Regions from separate parts of the Homo sapiens genome. Here regions 1 and 2 are each linked to region 3. Evidence: chromatin loops called from intact Hi-C (ENCODE). Cell type or tissue: dorsolateral prefrontal cortex. All regions are shown on one strand.

Region 1 (5,000 bases), 340 kb before region 3:
AGAACTTAATAAAAAGGAATTTCTACAATATTGCTATTGAATTATGGGTATGTCTGAAACAAATCAAAAAGATTGGGGAGGAAGCTTCGAAAATATTTAGAAGTTCTACAATCAGATTGTTTTGCAAGTGTCTTTAATTACTGACTGCCTTTAACAGATAACAAACCAGTGAGACAATGCCTACAAATAGGTATTGTTTATTTTTAAAAACACAAAGCTAAACCCCAAATTCTGGAAACTTCTTAAATAAAATATACTTAAATAAAAGGTCTTGACTGGACATCAGATCATTGGTAAACGAATGTCCAACTTACGTGTTTCAAGTTGAAATAAAATGTTTAAACTACGCATATATCAGTTTTTTCTCCACTTTAACCATCTTTTTTATTAACTGATCAAATAATGGTTTTGCTACTGCTATGAAATAAAGCTTCTTTATGTGGTAGAGGGCATCAAATTTGGGTTTTTGAATCCTAATTTGGGTTCTATGTTGGGTGCATTACTTCACCTTTATGGGCTTCAATCTCATTTCACATGAATGAAGACAATATCTACCTAACAGAACCAAGTGAAATAGCACATGTAAAACACTGGTAACAGATCAATAAATGATACTACTATGATTATTGTTCTGAAACAAAACATGAATATAAAAGCATAAGATAATAAAGTAGATTTACAAGACCAAAACAAGATGGATGGACTGGAAATAGATAGACTCATCCCCAGAGATAGTGTGTGTGCAAAGAGATTGCTGATCACTTTGAATGGTCAGCATCATTAATAAGCTCACACTCTTTATGACTATTTGGTAATGATAAAATCCAACACTGGCTGGGCGCGGTGGCTCATGCCTATAATCCCAGCACTTTGGGAGGCCAAAGTGGGTAGATCACCTGAGGTCAGGAGTTCAAGACCTGCATGGCCAACATGGCAAAACCCCATCTCTACTAAAAATACAAAAATTAGCCAGGCATGGTGGCATGTGCCTGTAATCCCAGCTATTTGGGAGGCTGAGGCAGGAGAATCGTTTAAACCTGGGAGACTGAGGTTGCAGTGAGCCGTTATCACGCTACTGCACTCCAACCTGGGCAACAGAGCAAAACTTCGTCTCAAGAAAAAAAAAATCTAACACGCAACTTGGAACACTGTGGAATGAGTCTTAAAATCAGTGAGCATGTGTGCTTGAGAAAGTATTTAATATCCCTGATAGAAGTAGAGCTATTTATAGTCATTTTTGTTAATGGGCTTCATTATCAAAGATTTACACCAGGCCTTAATCAGAATAAAGGGACGCCTCACAAAAGCTTTGTTTCGAATGGAAAAACACAACAAAGAACAATCACCATTTGACACCAAGTATGCATAATTCCAAATGGAAGTCTCTGTAATAGGTTCTTTTAAAAATAGATTTATTACCAAAGCAAAGTAATAAATAGGCAGGAGATGGACCTTTATTTCACTCCTATAATTGATCCAGTTTTAGTTAAGGGCAGAAACTGGCCCAGTTACAGGAATAAAATAAAAGAGTACAGAGTCAACCAATCTGTCAGCTTGGCACACCTATGAAATATTGTGAAGAAAATTTGTCAGAATAAGCATCTTTCTCACTCATTAGATTGGAGATGAAATGTCACCTTTCCCAAACAAAACAAAACAAAAACAAACTAACAACACATACAACCACACGGTAGGAACTACAGTTACAATTGAAGACAAAATCCAGGAAGAGGAACTTCTATAACTTGGGCATCATTCTGCTTATATATTTTCCATGCGGTGTCAGCATTAAGGATTACGACTGATCCCAAAAAGAGCTGACTTTAAATGTGGGAGTGTATTTTTGGATAAATCAGAGTGGAGGGTTTCAATTATCCTCCACACCTCTCTGGGCCTTCTGGAGAGGCAGCTTGGAGGCCCTTCTCCAATTAAAGCAGAGAGTGTATCTCACTTCCACACTGTAAAACTCTATCTTAAGAAAAGGATCTGCTGCTTAAAACAATCTGAAAACCACTGAAATAACCCATCTGAATTTTTTTGTCATGTGTGTTCACAGAAACTAATGGAGTTTGGTAGCCCTCTGCTGGATGAAAGATATTAAATCCAGTTGCTCTGAAGTACTATTTGAGGATTTAAAAGTCTTCATAAGGTTTAGAGGGCTACTTTAACATTTGCTGTGTATATTTTTGTGTTTAGTGGATATTTTTCTGCTTTGCAGAAGAGAAGAAGACAATGTCCTTTCCGTCAAGCCATACCATATAATAGTAAGCTAGAATAACTGAATACAAATTATAAATTTAAATACTATATAATTTTTTGAGTAAAAATAGGAATTGACAGAAAGCTAGTAAAATTTAAGCATTAGCAAAATATTTATAAGTTAGCAGTTGCCACATCCCTCTCCCAAATCTCTAATGGGGTTAAGGATTTCTCTTAACTTCATTGTAGGTTAAATCAAAATATGTATAACGAATTTCTTTAAAGTTTGTTTATGCAGTCTCACACTGTACACTAGTACACATTAAGTTAAATCTAGTCTTACACACATTTGAGTAATACAATATGATCAGGTTTTTTGTTTAAGGTAAGAAAATTTCAAACATGATGGCAGAATTACCATAGACTATTCAGCTTTTAAGTTGGATGTACAAACACAGTTTGTGAAGCATGTCAGATCATGGAATAATACTCTACAGAAATTGTTTCACAAATGAACCTTCATGCCTATAGCTGACCCAAGTGGAAAATGATTTAATGTGTGTTTGACAGCAATAGTAAAATTAATGAGTCTTGAAATAGTTTCTTATAATCTTGGATCAATTTTTGGTTAATTTTATTCCATATAGCTAATCTTTTCAAAATCCCATCTTTCTATCGTAGCAATTAAAACTGTCTCTTACTTTCCACCTTCTCTTTTCTCTTGTTACCTGTCTGGCCTCTGTCACTGCTGCTTCCTAAATCAACTGATAAGGTCTTGCCTGGTCCACAGTCTCTTCAACTTTCCTATCCTCACCACTTGATACTGACTTCCAAATTTTGCTAAGGAATTAAGGAATTCTTTTACAATTCTCCAGAACACAGAACCAATTTACTTTTGCATCTCGGTTCAGATAAAAAAGTTTAAACTTTGATGTCTAATTATAATTCCAACCTAGGTTAATTATATGCCTAAGACTTCAGAAGGGCTACCTACTCATAAAATTTGCCTATGACCAACTGCTCATAATTTTACTAAATAGCCAAAATTCCTCTCCTCCTGAATTTCTATTCAGCTTTGCCTGTCTGCTAGGGCACCCCTGTCATGAACATTAGCCTCTCAATCTGATTGGATTCTCACCTATTTCCTGGAGTCATTTTCTAGGGTTACCACAACCATCAAGTATGCTGAATTGAGTTACATCCTGTTTCTGCTGCTCACTGTCCATAACTAGATACTTCCAGGAGGGCTCCCAAGATACTATACTATTACCTAAATTATGTTCTTCATTGTTACCCATTATTTCTTATTCCACTAATTTTAAATCCCACTCACTTTGTTTGCTATATTTTTATGATCCTGCATTCTCTTTCAGTTTTTTCCCAGTTATACATGTTTTTGTTGTTGTTATTGTTGTTGTTGTTGTTGTTTAGCTTTGAGATGGAATCTCGTTCTATCACCAAAGCTGGAGTGCAGTGGCACAATCTCAGCTAACTGCAACCTCTGCCTCCTGGGTTCAAGCGATTCTCGTGCCTCAGCCTCCAAAGTAGCTGAGACCACAGACGTGTGTTACCACACCCAGCTAATGTTTTGTATTTTTAGTAGAGACAGGGTTTCATTATGTTGGCCAGGCTGGTCTCAAACTCCTGATCTCAGGTGATCTGCCTGCCTCAGCATCCCAAAGTGCTGGGATTACAGGCATAAGCCACTGTGCCCAGCCCTCCCAAATTATACATGTTTTTCACAATTCTCTTCTCTTCTTCAAAACAACTATCTAGATTTGTAGAGCTCTTTTTTGTGATAATAAGGTTTTTTAGAAGGTTTTATTTTGTATAAAGACAAACTAATTGCTTTTCTTTTTCACCTCATTTCCCAGCCCAGACTTCCTACCACGTCTCCATCAAAATCTAAAAAGTAAAGGAAGAAAAGAAGAAAACAACAACAGCAACAACCCCAGCATCTAACTTTTGAACAAAAGGTGGTAGTGTTTCACCTAAGGAACAGGAACATTAAGTAGGAGTTATATTCTTACCTCACCACTGAAAAGAACAACAAGCTGGAGAATGACAATGTGGACAAAGGAGATTTAGAATTTGATCTGTTCCTCTTACTTATCAAACCCTAGGTTTCCGAGACCCTTGGTATTTTAAAAAATACTGCCTAAGTCAGGATTTTGTCTGTCTTCAGAGGGAAGGAATCAAAGGCATGGAGGAAAAGGGGGACAAAAATCACAACTAATATTTTTTAACCTAAAACCCAAATATCAGTATTTTATTCTACATTGAAGCTTAAACATCTTACTCTTGTTTTATATTTAAGCAAATATTCAGATGTGTGTACATATTCCACTTCCTGAGAATGACTAATGGATATATTTAATATGTATACTCTATCAGCTTTACATAGCTGACTTTTAAAACACTGACAATGGAAGCTTGTACTCCTAAATGTTGATGAAGCATTAAAAGCACAAATAATATTCAGTAATGCATTTCCAAAGATCTTACGTGCTTCAAAAGTACAAAAGCAGTCTTTTAACTGGATTTTGATTAGTGCTAAGCAGAATTCTAAATTATTTTAGTCATTAGTCATAAATTCATGACGATATATACTGGAGTGTCTTTTGACTACTTTCAAAAATTGCCATTAAAACATCACTGACATTCTTTTCCTTAATTTCAAAATACATTTCTCACTTAAAAGAAATCTTCAGTCTTAGATAATACTATTTTTAAAACAGTTGATGTTTTTGTATCATGAAGGCCATCAAACCCAGTCAATTTCTGGCCATCTAAGCACCTAT
Region 2 (5,000 bases), 56 kb before region 3:
CAATCTGAACTAGGTGTGATGGTGCATGCCTGTAATCCCAGCTACTAGGGAAGCTAACACAGTAGGATCATTTGAGCCCAGGAGTTCCAGACCAGCCCTGACAACACAGCAAGACTCCATCTCTACAAAAAACATTTAAGGGGCCGGGCGGGGTGGCTCATGCCTGTAATCCCAGCACTTTGGGAGACCGAGGCGGGCGGATCACCTGAGGTCAGGAGTTCAAGACCAGCCTGACCAACATGGAGAAACCCCGTCTCTACTAAAAATACAAAAAAAATTAGCCAGGCATGGTAGCGCATGCCTGTAATCTCAGCTACTCGGGAGGCTGAGGCAGGAGAATCGCTTGAACCCGGGAAGCGGAGGTTGCGGTGAGCCAAGATCGCGCCATTGCACTCCAGCCTGGGCAACAAGAGTGAAACTCGGTCTCAAAAAAATAAATAAATAAATAAAAATTATCCCGGTATAGCAGCATGCACCTGTAGTCCCAGTCACTCAGGAGTCTAAGGCTGAAGGATTGTTTGAACCCGAGTTTAAGGTTACATGAGCTATGATCATGCCCCTGCACTCCAGCCTGGGCAACAGAGAGAGACCCTATCTCGAAAAACAGAAAAACAAAGGCAAAGCTAGGCACAGTGGCTCATGCCTGTAATCCCAGCTACTTGGGAGGCTAAGGTAGGAGGATTACTTGAGCCCAGGAATTGAGTCCAGCTTGGACAACATAGCAAGAACCTGTCTCTAATTTAAAAACACAAAATTGACTTTCCAATCTATTGCAAGACATTCTTCGGGAAAGACGGTGAAATTACAGTCATTTTACTATGCTAATAATTACACAGCATTTTAAATAAAAAAGAACCAGAAATTGAAAAAAACACCTAATTTTTAAAGAAAATGTTCTCTCCTTAGGTTGCATGATTGCAGAAGGAGCACTGGGCAGTCAGGCAATCTGAGTTCTAGTCCCAACTCTGTCACTCATCAGATGTGTAACTCTGACCAGCTTTACCCTCTGTGAAATATGGCTGAACTATCAGTCCTAATAGGGTCTGGTCCAGTTCTAAGACTGTAACTACAGGTGCCTTCCCTGAAAAGCAGAAATCTGAAGGAGTGTGGATAGCCCTTCTGCATTAAACATAGCTAGCCTAATGTGATGATAAAGACAGGAAGAGGATACAGGACATTAAACATAGTTGTGTGAGTGAGATGGAAAAATGGATAATTTTCTTCCATTTCTTTTCACATTACTGTGTTAAAGAAAAGGAATTCTAAAACCCCCATAAATGGGTATCTTCACCCTGAGAAGCAGGAAATGTGTGTCTGCAGAGAAATCAGGCCTCTTCAGTTTTGTGACCGAGGAATCCATGTGCCCAAGGATGAGCATCGTTTTATCACACTCCCCTTCAGAGAGTTTTAGGCATGTGGCCAAAAAAGGGGGTGTGGTCTAGGCAGAGACGGAGGGCCAGATCAGGAAGACTACCTCTGAATTCCTCACACCGTGCTCGTCTACAAGAAATGGCTAACAAAATTACAAGCAGTGATGCAGACCCTTTCCAAGATGAATATAGCTTCACTCAACAATATGGAAGGAGGAGAAAGTAGGGTGGGGTGGGAGGATCTTCCATTTCTCTATGTCTTCATTTTATATGGCTTGTACCTGTAACATACAGGGTTCAAAAGATGAATTAGAACTGTCTCTGTGCTAGTGTTTATGCAGTTCAGTGGAATAGAATGGGAGGGGAATCATCCATGTTCACAACACTGGGTGGGGCATGCTCTCTTCTGTTGTTTGTTGTTCTGTGACTTAAACCATATACTGCAAAAGGCTAAAAAAAAAGGACAAAACTCATCTAAGCATATTTTCTTTGCATTCATACCATCATCTTTCTCACCCAAAAGTTTCTTCAATGCCTAAGTGTTTCTGGAATCAGTGTTTGGCCCCAAAGTCTCTGGTTTGTGCAGAGATTCATAGAAAAGACTAGGTTCTCTTCCTTTAAAAAATAAAGATTTTCCAATGCTTAAAGACATAGCCTAATTATTTGCCTATTATCCCTCAAGGGGACACCATACACCTTGACCTAGAACTCTATCAAGTGTTCACAGAAAAGTGCCAGGGCAAATAAACAATCTGTTCTTCTAAATTCCCCTTTATATCTCCTTCCAACCACACACATTTATTTTCAGTCTCTAAAGCAAACTTAATGTTATATGCTCAGGAGGAAGAGAAAGATGTTATTGAATTTATTCCTTTGCTCTCCAAAAAGGCCACACCTAAGACATCGTCGAGGTGAGAATCATTCCTGATGCATGAGTGTGGGAATGTGGTGCTTTTTAGGAATAAAAAATAAAAACCAAGCCAAAGAACAAACAAACAAACAAAAAAACACTGCTCAGAAATCTGTATCTGTTACATTTCTCTCTACTCCTTAATTGGGCTTTCGATGCAGGAAAGACAATTCACTAGCTGGGAAAGGGAGAAAGAACTCCATCATTCTTCTACTGCCAGCACCTGTTCTGCCAGCTGACACTATTTAATATAAATTTTGACCATAAAAAAAGGCAACATACTAATAGCACTGCTGTTTACCAAAAACTAATTAAATCTCTTTACTGCTGGTTCACCCCCGCTTTCTCTCACACCACCTACTCACCCAATGCAGAGAAGGGGTGGCAACCACTTTCTCCGGCACAGACACAGCCAGTGTCTTAACACAAGCAGTATTCTGACCAAAAGAGCCACCACCCTCTTGCCCCTCTCCCTGCTTATCATACAGGGAACACCAAGTCCACTCTGGGGCTGGGAATCTCAAATAAATCAATTCACTTTAACCAGATCTTAAAAATCTGCCCTACGATTACAGAAAGAGAAAATGCAAATCAGAAAAACACATCACATGGAGAACAAACCAAAACCAGGGCTGGGGAACATTTGCACATCAGCGCTGCCTTTGAACTCCAGAATGGCATGGAAAGCGCCGCTGCCCAGCCCAGACCCAAGGAGGGGGTTTTACAAAGGCTTCCAGCACCCCCTATCAACACAAACACTTCCTCCCCGCTTCCAAAATGCTCTGAATAAAGACCTTCTTTAAGCACTTACTGGGAGCGGCAGCTTCTCTCTGCAATGTGCCTGTGAGTCACGCAGCAGGAGGGGCCCCGGAGCAGGGCAATTCGGAGAGCCCCCAGCTTCCCTGCAAGCTGATGTCTATGAGACAGCAGCCCAGGAACCGACTTTCCCATTACAGCCTCAGACTGTAATCCATGTGCTTTCGGCGGGCCAGTCCCAGCTGCCCACAGAGCACCACATGATCTGCTCTGACATCAGATCAGCCAGACGTGACAGCCCATCCGCCAGCCTCTTCCACACTCTTGGGTTGCATCATTTGAGTGCCTTTGGTTTGCATTTAAGCAGGTGGTACAGAGTAAGGAACTGTTGTTTTCTCACAAAATATTTTTTTTCTGGTTTCTTCTGTTCTAAAAGAAGGGAAAAATAAGCAAGAAAAGCACTTGAATTTGTTGCAGCCTAAATGTATCAGATATATGGGAAGTAACTGGAGTTCCACGCCTAGTTCAGAGAAGCTGAGGAATAAGCTACTGCCAAGATGCCAATGCCGTGGGAGTGATTTCATCTATAAATCACTACCACCACCATACCCCACCGCCTTTCAGTAGATCATCTTTTATATAAGAGTTTATATATATCTATATATACATATATACATATATATATGTTTAAGTCATAAAATATTGGTAGGTGGTGTGTGTGTGTGTTTTAAGCTAGTCACCACTGAGTTTAGTTCATGGGCAATCTCAGTGAGGTAACCATGAGACTCAGTGCAATACACAATAATTCTATTTTGAGAGGATTCACATATAGTCCAACAGAAATAGATGTACAGACCTGGACGGATAGGCAGATAAGCAGACAGGAAGTCAGAACCATCCATTCAGGCTTACATTCATTCATTCAATAATCATTTATTGATCACCTACTATATACCCAGTCCAAAAACAGATTATCAAAATGGTGGAGGGGTTGGATATTTGTTACAGAGCTTCTAATTCTACTTCTGTGATAAGACAAGGAAGTAAGAGCCTTATCAAGGATCCTTATAAAATGTTCTGTGTCTAATACTGAATCTAAAGGCTGGTAAAAAAAATCAGGTTTTATCTTAATTTCATTAGGATAAATGGTAACACATGTAATCTTTAAGGTAAGAATAATCAAAATCAATAAGACTTTATGAAGCAAAATCATAGCCCGCTTAGACAGCTGTGACCAGAAATGATGTAATTCTAAAATTACAAAAAATATAATGCTCCCCTAGCAGAGAGGAGAATTCACTGTTTTTTTTGGACACCGTCTTGCTCTGTCCCCCAGGCTGAAGTGCAGTGGCACAATCTTGGCTCACTGCAACTTCCCCCTCCCGGGTTCAAGTGATTCTCCTGCCTCAGCCTCCCAAGTAGCTGGGATTACAGGCATGTGCCACCACACCTGGCCAATTTTTGTATTTTTAGTACAGATAGGGTTTCACCATGTTGTCCAGGCTGGTCTCGAACTGCTGACTTCAGGTGATCCACCTGCCTCGGCTTCCCAAAGTGCTGGGATTACAGGCGTGAGCCACTGTGCCCGGCCAAGACACTTCTTAAGTAGAAAAATAAATATTTAATTTTAGTTTTCCTTAGTTTAATAATTAGCTGTTTCCTATAAAATAATCACAAAATATGCAAACCCTTGGTTTTCATTATTTTGTCTTTGTCCCTTATATTTAAAGTGAATTGTGCCATTTTCTTATATGTTAATTAAGGCTATAATATCATTATTTGATATTGTAATCAATATAATAGTATTTGCATATTTTTATGGAAATAATTCAATCTAATAATTATAAATTACTAATATCATAATAAATTTGTCATTTAATATATAATATTTAACTCATCTATTTGCTTTGTACCAAGTGTGTGATATTTTCCCCTGAGTTGACCAGGATGCTTGTGACTGTGGA
Region 3 (5,000 bases):
AGTTCAAGACCAGCCTGACCAACATGGAGAAACTCCGTCTCTACTAAAAATACAAAATTAGCCAGGGTGGTGGCACATGCCTGTAATCCCAGCTACTCGGGAGGCTGAGGCAGGAGAATCGCTTGAACCCCGGAGGTGGAGGTTGTGGTGAGCTGAGATCGTACCATTGCACTCCAGCCTGGGCAAAAAGAATGAAACTCCGTCTCAAAAAAAAAAAAAAAAAGATAACTTTTCAAGGAGACCAGTTACAAAATACAAAGGAAAGGCAATAAATAATACAAAGAAATTGGACCAGGTACGGTGGCTCACACCTGTAATCCCAGCACTTTGGGAGGCCGAGGCCGAGGTGGGTAGATCACCTGAGGTCAGAAGTTCAAGACCAGCCTGGTCAACATGGTGAAACCCCATCTCTACTAAATATACAAAAATTAGCCAGGCTTGGTGGCGGGCACCTATAATCCCAGCTACTTGGGAGGCTGAGGCAGGAGAATCATTTGAACCCAGGAGGCAGAGGTTGCAATGAGCCGAGATCGGGCCATTGCGTTCCAGCCTGGACAACAAGAACGAAACTTCTTCTCAAAAAAAAAATACAGAGAGCATCAGAACAGAAAGATAGATTAGCGAATAGAAAAGAGATCAATGGGACGAAAAAATGGTGGAAGGAAAAATAATCATGAAAGCCAGAGGGGGCCGGGCGCAGTGGCTCATGCCTATAATCTCAACACTTTAGGAGGCCGATGCAGGCGGATCACAAGGTCAGGAGTTCAAGACCAGCCTGGCCAAGATGGTGAAACCCCGTCTCTACTAAAAATACAAAAAAATTAGCCTGGCATGGTGGCGGGCCCCTGCAATCCCAGCTACTAAGGAGGCTGAGGCAGAGAATTGCTTGAACCAGGGAGGCGGAGGTTGCAGTGAGCCAAGATGGCACCACTGCACTCCAGCCTGGACGACAGAGCCAGACTCCCTCTCAAAACAAAAAGCCAGAAAGAACATATGTGGGAATTATGTTAAACTTTAAGTGTGAGAGAGATGTGAGTGAGAGATCCAAGGAGAGATATAGGACAACCAGGAGGTACCATTCCCCAAATAAGCCAATGAAAATGCTACATATGGTCGGGCACGGTAGCTCACGCCTGTAATCCCAGCACTTTGGGAGGCCGAGGCGGGCGGATCACGAGGTCAGGAGATCAAGACCACAGTGAAACCCCGTCTCTACTAAAAATACAAAAAAATTAGTCGGGCCCCGTGGCGGGCGCCTGTAGTCCCAGCTACTACAGAGGTTGAGGCAGGAGAATGGCTGAACCCGGGAGGTGGAGCTTGCAGTGAGCCGAGATCGCCCCACTGCACTCCAGCCTGGGCAACAGAGCGAGACTCCGACTAGGGGAAAAGAAAAAAAAAAGGCCAGGCGCTGTGGCTCACGCTTATAATCCCAGCACTTTGGGAGGCCGAGGCAGGCAGATCACGAGGTCAGGAGATCGAGACCATCCTGGCTAACACGGTGAAACCCCGTATCTACTAAAAGAAATACAAAAAAATTATCCGGCCGTGGTGGCGGGCACCTGTAGTCCCAGCTACTCTGGAGGCTGAGGCAGGAGAATGGCGTAAACCCGGGAGACGGAGCTTGCAGTGAGCGGAGATCGCCCACTGCACTCCAGCCTGGGCGACAGAGCGAGACTCCGTCTCAAATACAAAAAAAAAAAAAAATTAGCCAGGTGTGGTGGCTAATGCCTGTAGTCCCAGCTACTCAGGAGGCTGGGGTGAGTGAATCACCTGAGCCTGGGGGCGTCAAGGCTGTGGTGAGCCCACCGCGCCCAGCCCCCACTCTTATTTCTTAAATGATTATTCATCACATGTTCCAACAATGCTTCTAGGAGTTATTACTTTACACTGATCCAAATTAGCACTTTCTTCCCATCATTTACAATTTAATTTTCTCCCAGTGAAACGTTGAATTTAGAATTAAACTATATCATTTTCAAAACGTAAGGTTTTAACAGTAAATTATTGCCACTAGAGGGCACCAGAAGCTCAGAAGCATAAACATAAAAATAGTTTTCACGAACCACATTTAAGTATTAAAAACAAAATACAGTGCAAGTTATAGTGTCAAAAATATTTCGAAGCCGGGCGCAGTGGCTCACGCCCATAATCCCAGCACTTTGGGAGGCCAAGGCGGGTGGATCACCTGAGGTCAGGAGTTCCAGACCAGCCTGGCCAACGTGGTGAAACCCACTCTCTACCAAAAATACAAAAATTAGCCGGGCATGGTGGCGCAGGCCTGTAGTCCCAGCTATTCTGGAAGCTGAAGCACGAGAATCGCTTGAACCCGGGAGGCAGAGGTTGCAGTGAGCCGAAATCGCACCACTGCACTCCAGCCTACGTGACAGTGAGACTCTGTCTAAAATAACAACAACAACAACAAAATTAGAAAAGCATTCACATGCCTTTACTTTTTTTGATTAATATTTTAAACTGATTTTTAAACATTGTCACTAAATGTTTCAAACTCTTGAAAAAGTAAAAAAATCAATAGGATCATATTATAAAGCTTTGTTGCAATTTTAAAATAGAGGTTACTGATTCACCAAATTACCTTGCTTTATTAAGAGTAGACATTTGAACTTACTAATTTTTCCTTTATCTAACATGTTTCCTTGAATTTATTTATGTTCCAATGATTTATTTAATCCAATATTAAGAAAACATTTGTTTTAACTTGAGTAATCAATTGAAATTCAAATAAATAGCCCTTTGAGTTCTGAGCTTTCAATATGGCAAACCACCGATTGACTGGGGCATCTTAGACAAAGTCACATCTAAAATGTTGGAACTCTCTGCACCTTGGTAATTTACCTGAAATGTCTGTTCCCCATGCCCAGCAAATTCAAGACTCAACTCAGATGTTGGTATGGCTTTCTCTAGCACGACATCACCTGCAGAAAAGTTAATTATTCCTTCCTCTGTGCTTCTCTGTATTCCTACAACACTTGGTGTAGCCAATGCAGTTAGATGAAATCAATATTTCTTAAGAACGTACTATGTTATTCAGAACCTACCGGAGGCTCAGTTCCTTCTTTCAAGGAGTTTATAGGAGAATAGAGTGACATGAGGAAAAAAGGCAATTGCATGAAAAAATATGGTATTTTTCATGCAACAGTATGAGTATGGTAAGTGAAGAAGTATAGTAGAGGAAGATGACAAGCATTTTGTAGGCATTTATTATTGAAAGAAATATTTCCAAGCACTGTCTTTGCACTTAACTTCGAAGAGAACTTTATTTTTATTTTATTTTTATTTATTTATTTATTTTTGAGACGGAGTCTCACTGTGTTGCCCAGGCTGGAGTGCAGTGGCGTGATCTGGGCTCACTGCAACCTCCGCCTCCCTGGTTCAAGCGACTCTCCTGCCTCAGCTTCCTGAACAGCTGGGACTGCAGGCGCGTGCCACCACATCAAGCTAATTTTTTGTATTTTTAGTAGAGACGGGGTTTCACCGTGTTAGCCAGGATGGTCTCGATCTCCTAACCTCGTGATCCACCCGCCTCGGCCTCCCAAAGTGCTGGGATTACAGGCATGAGCCACGGTGCCAGGCGAGAACTTTATTTTTATTTATTGAGCACCAACTCAGAACACTGTTTAAGACACCATAGAAAGGCTTACAAAAGAAATAAATGGCACAGTTTCTAATTCAAGATATTTCAAGCATACTGGGTAAGTAAAATATGTATGCCCAAAATTTCAGGACATTATAAAAACAACATACATTCAAATGTAATTCATTTACTATAAAAATGCACGTGTTTACTTTATAAAGAAGGAACGCATGGCCGGGTGCGGTGGTTCATGCCTGTAATCTCAGCACTTTGGGAGGCCGAGGCGGGCGGATCATGTGGGCAGGAGTTCAAGACCAGCCTGGTCAACATGGTGAAACCCTGTCTCTACTAATAAAATACAAAAATTAGCTGGGCATGGTGGCGTACACCTGTAATTCCAGCTACTCGGGAGGCTGAAGCAGGAGAATTGCTTGAACCTGGGAGGTGGAGGTTGCAGTGAGCCGAGATCGCACCACTGGACTCCAGCCTGGGTGACAGAGCAAGACTCCATCTCAAAAAAAAAAAAAAAAGAAGAAGAAGAAATACATAATAAAACCACTTAACGGACTTTTGATTTAATATATCGAAAAATAAGAAATCCCATTAAGTCTCCAGGAAAGAGCCCACCTTTAAGAATATGGAATTTGGGGCGAGGGATAGCATTAGGAGATATACCTAATGCTAAATGACGAGTTAATGGGTGCAGCACACCAACATGGCACATGTATACATATGTAACAAACCTGCACGTTGTGCACATGTACCCTAAAACTTAAAGTATAATAATAATAAAATTAAAAAATAGAAAAAAAAAGAATACAATGAAGAAAAAAAAAAGAATATGGAATTTGAGGCTGGGCACGGGGGCTCACGCCTGTAATTCCAACACTTTGGGAGGCCAAGGCGGGCGGATCACAAGGTCAGGAGATCGAGACCATCCTCGCTAACACGGTGAAACCCTGTCTTTACTAAAAATACAAAAAAATTAGCCGGGCGTGGTAGCAGGCGCCTGTAGTCCCAGCTACTCTGGAGGCTGAGGCAGGAAAATGGCGGGAACCCGAGAGGCGGAGCTTGCAGTGAGCCGATATCGCGCCACTGAACTCCAGCCCGGACAACAGAGCGAGACTCCGTCTCAAAAAAAAAAAAAAAAGAATATGGAATTTGAAAAATATTTTTCTCCCAACTCTATACAGAATGGAACGTAACTGGGGTGGGCAGGTGGGTGGGGGTGAAACCAAACAGTCAACCATTGATTTATGGCCTTGAAAGTAGTAGTCAAGGAGCCTGGGGTAGGGGGTAACTATAATCTTGCCAAAGTTACTCAACCACATTAGATCTCAGTTTCTACATCTATAAAATGAGAAGCTCATATTAAGTGGTTTCTAAGGATCCTTCCAGCCCTACTATG

The links. Hi-C counts contacts between places; a loop is a spot of excess contacts. Peaks named below come from ENCODE experiments on the same cell type or tissue, not always from the same donor. Only the 100,000 strongest peaks of a DNase experiment are listed, where the experiment ranks them.
Region 1: it touches region 3 in a loop (3-fold over the local background); 16 of 110 quality-filtered maps call a loop at or near these places.
Region 2: it touches region 3 in a loop (2.2-fold over the local background); 6 of 110 quality-filtered maps call a loop at or near these places.

Annotation. Positions count from the first base shown.
Region 1 is chr4:113,103,349-113,108,348 of GRCh38, reverse strand. All of the region lies in intron 1 of ANK2 (ankyrin 2), which reads right to left. It overlaps MIR1243 (microRNA 1243), which reads right to left and starts at 1,486; the gene lies at 1,394-1,486. In dorsolateral prefrontal cortex, a CTCF peak has its summit at 2,081 (motif pointing left); no DNase peak of the experiment used is centred here; H3K27ac peaks cover 1,096 bases.
Region 2 is chr4:112,816,356-112,821,355 of GRCh38, reverse strand. It overlaps a transcript of ANK2 not described here. Among named protein-coding and RNA genes, the nearest start is that of MIR302CHG, 170 kb to the right of the region's middle. RefSeq lists enhancers at 2,506-3,029, 3,180-3,229, 3,360-3,409, 3,030-3,555. In dorsolateral prefrontal cortex, a CTCF peak has its summit at 3,053; DNase peaks (open chromatin) are centred at 2,695 and 3,265; H3K4me3 peaks cover 3,606 bases; H3K27ac peaks cover 3,475 bases.
Region 3 is chr4:112,759,931-112,764,930 of GRCh38, reverse strand. It overlaps a transcript of ANK2 not described here. Among named protein-coding and RNA genes, the nearest start is that of MIR302CHG, 110 kb to the right of the region's middle. RefSeq lists enhancers at 4,484-4,778, 4,517-5,000. In dorsolateral prefrontal cortex, a CTCF peak has its summit at 2,013 (motif pointing right); no DNase peak of the experiment used is centred here; H3K4me3 peaks cover 716 bases.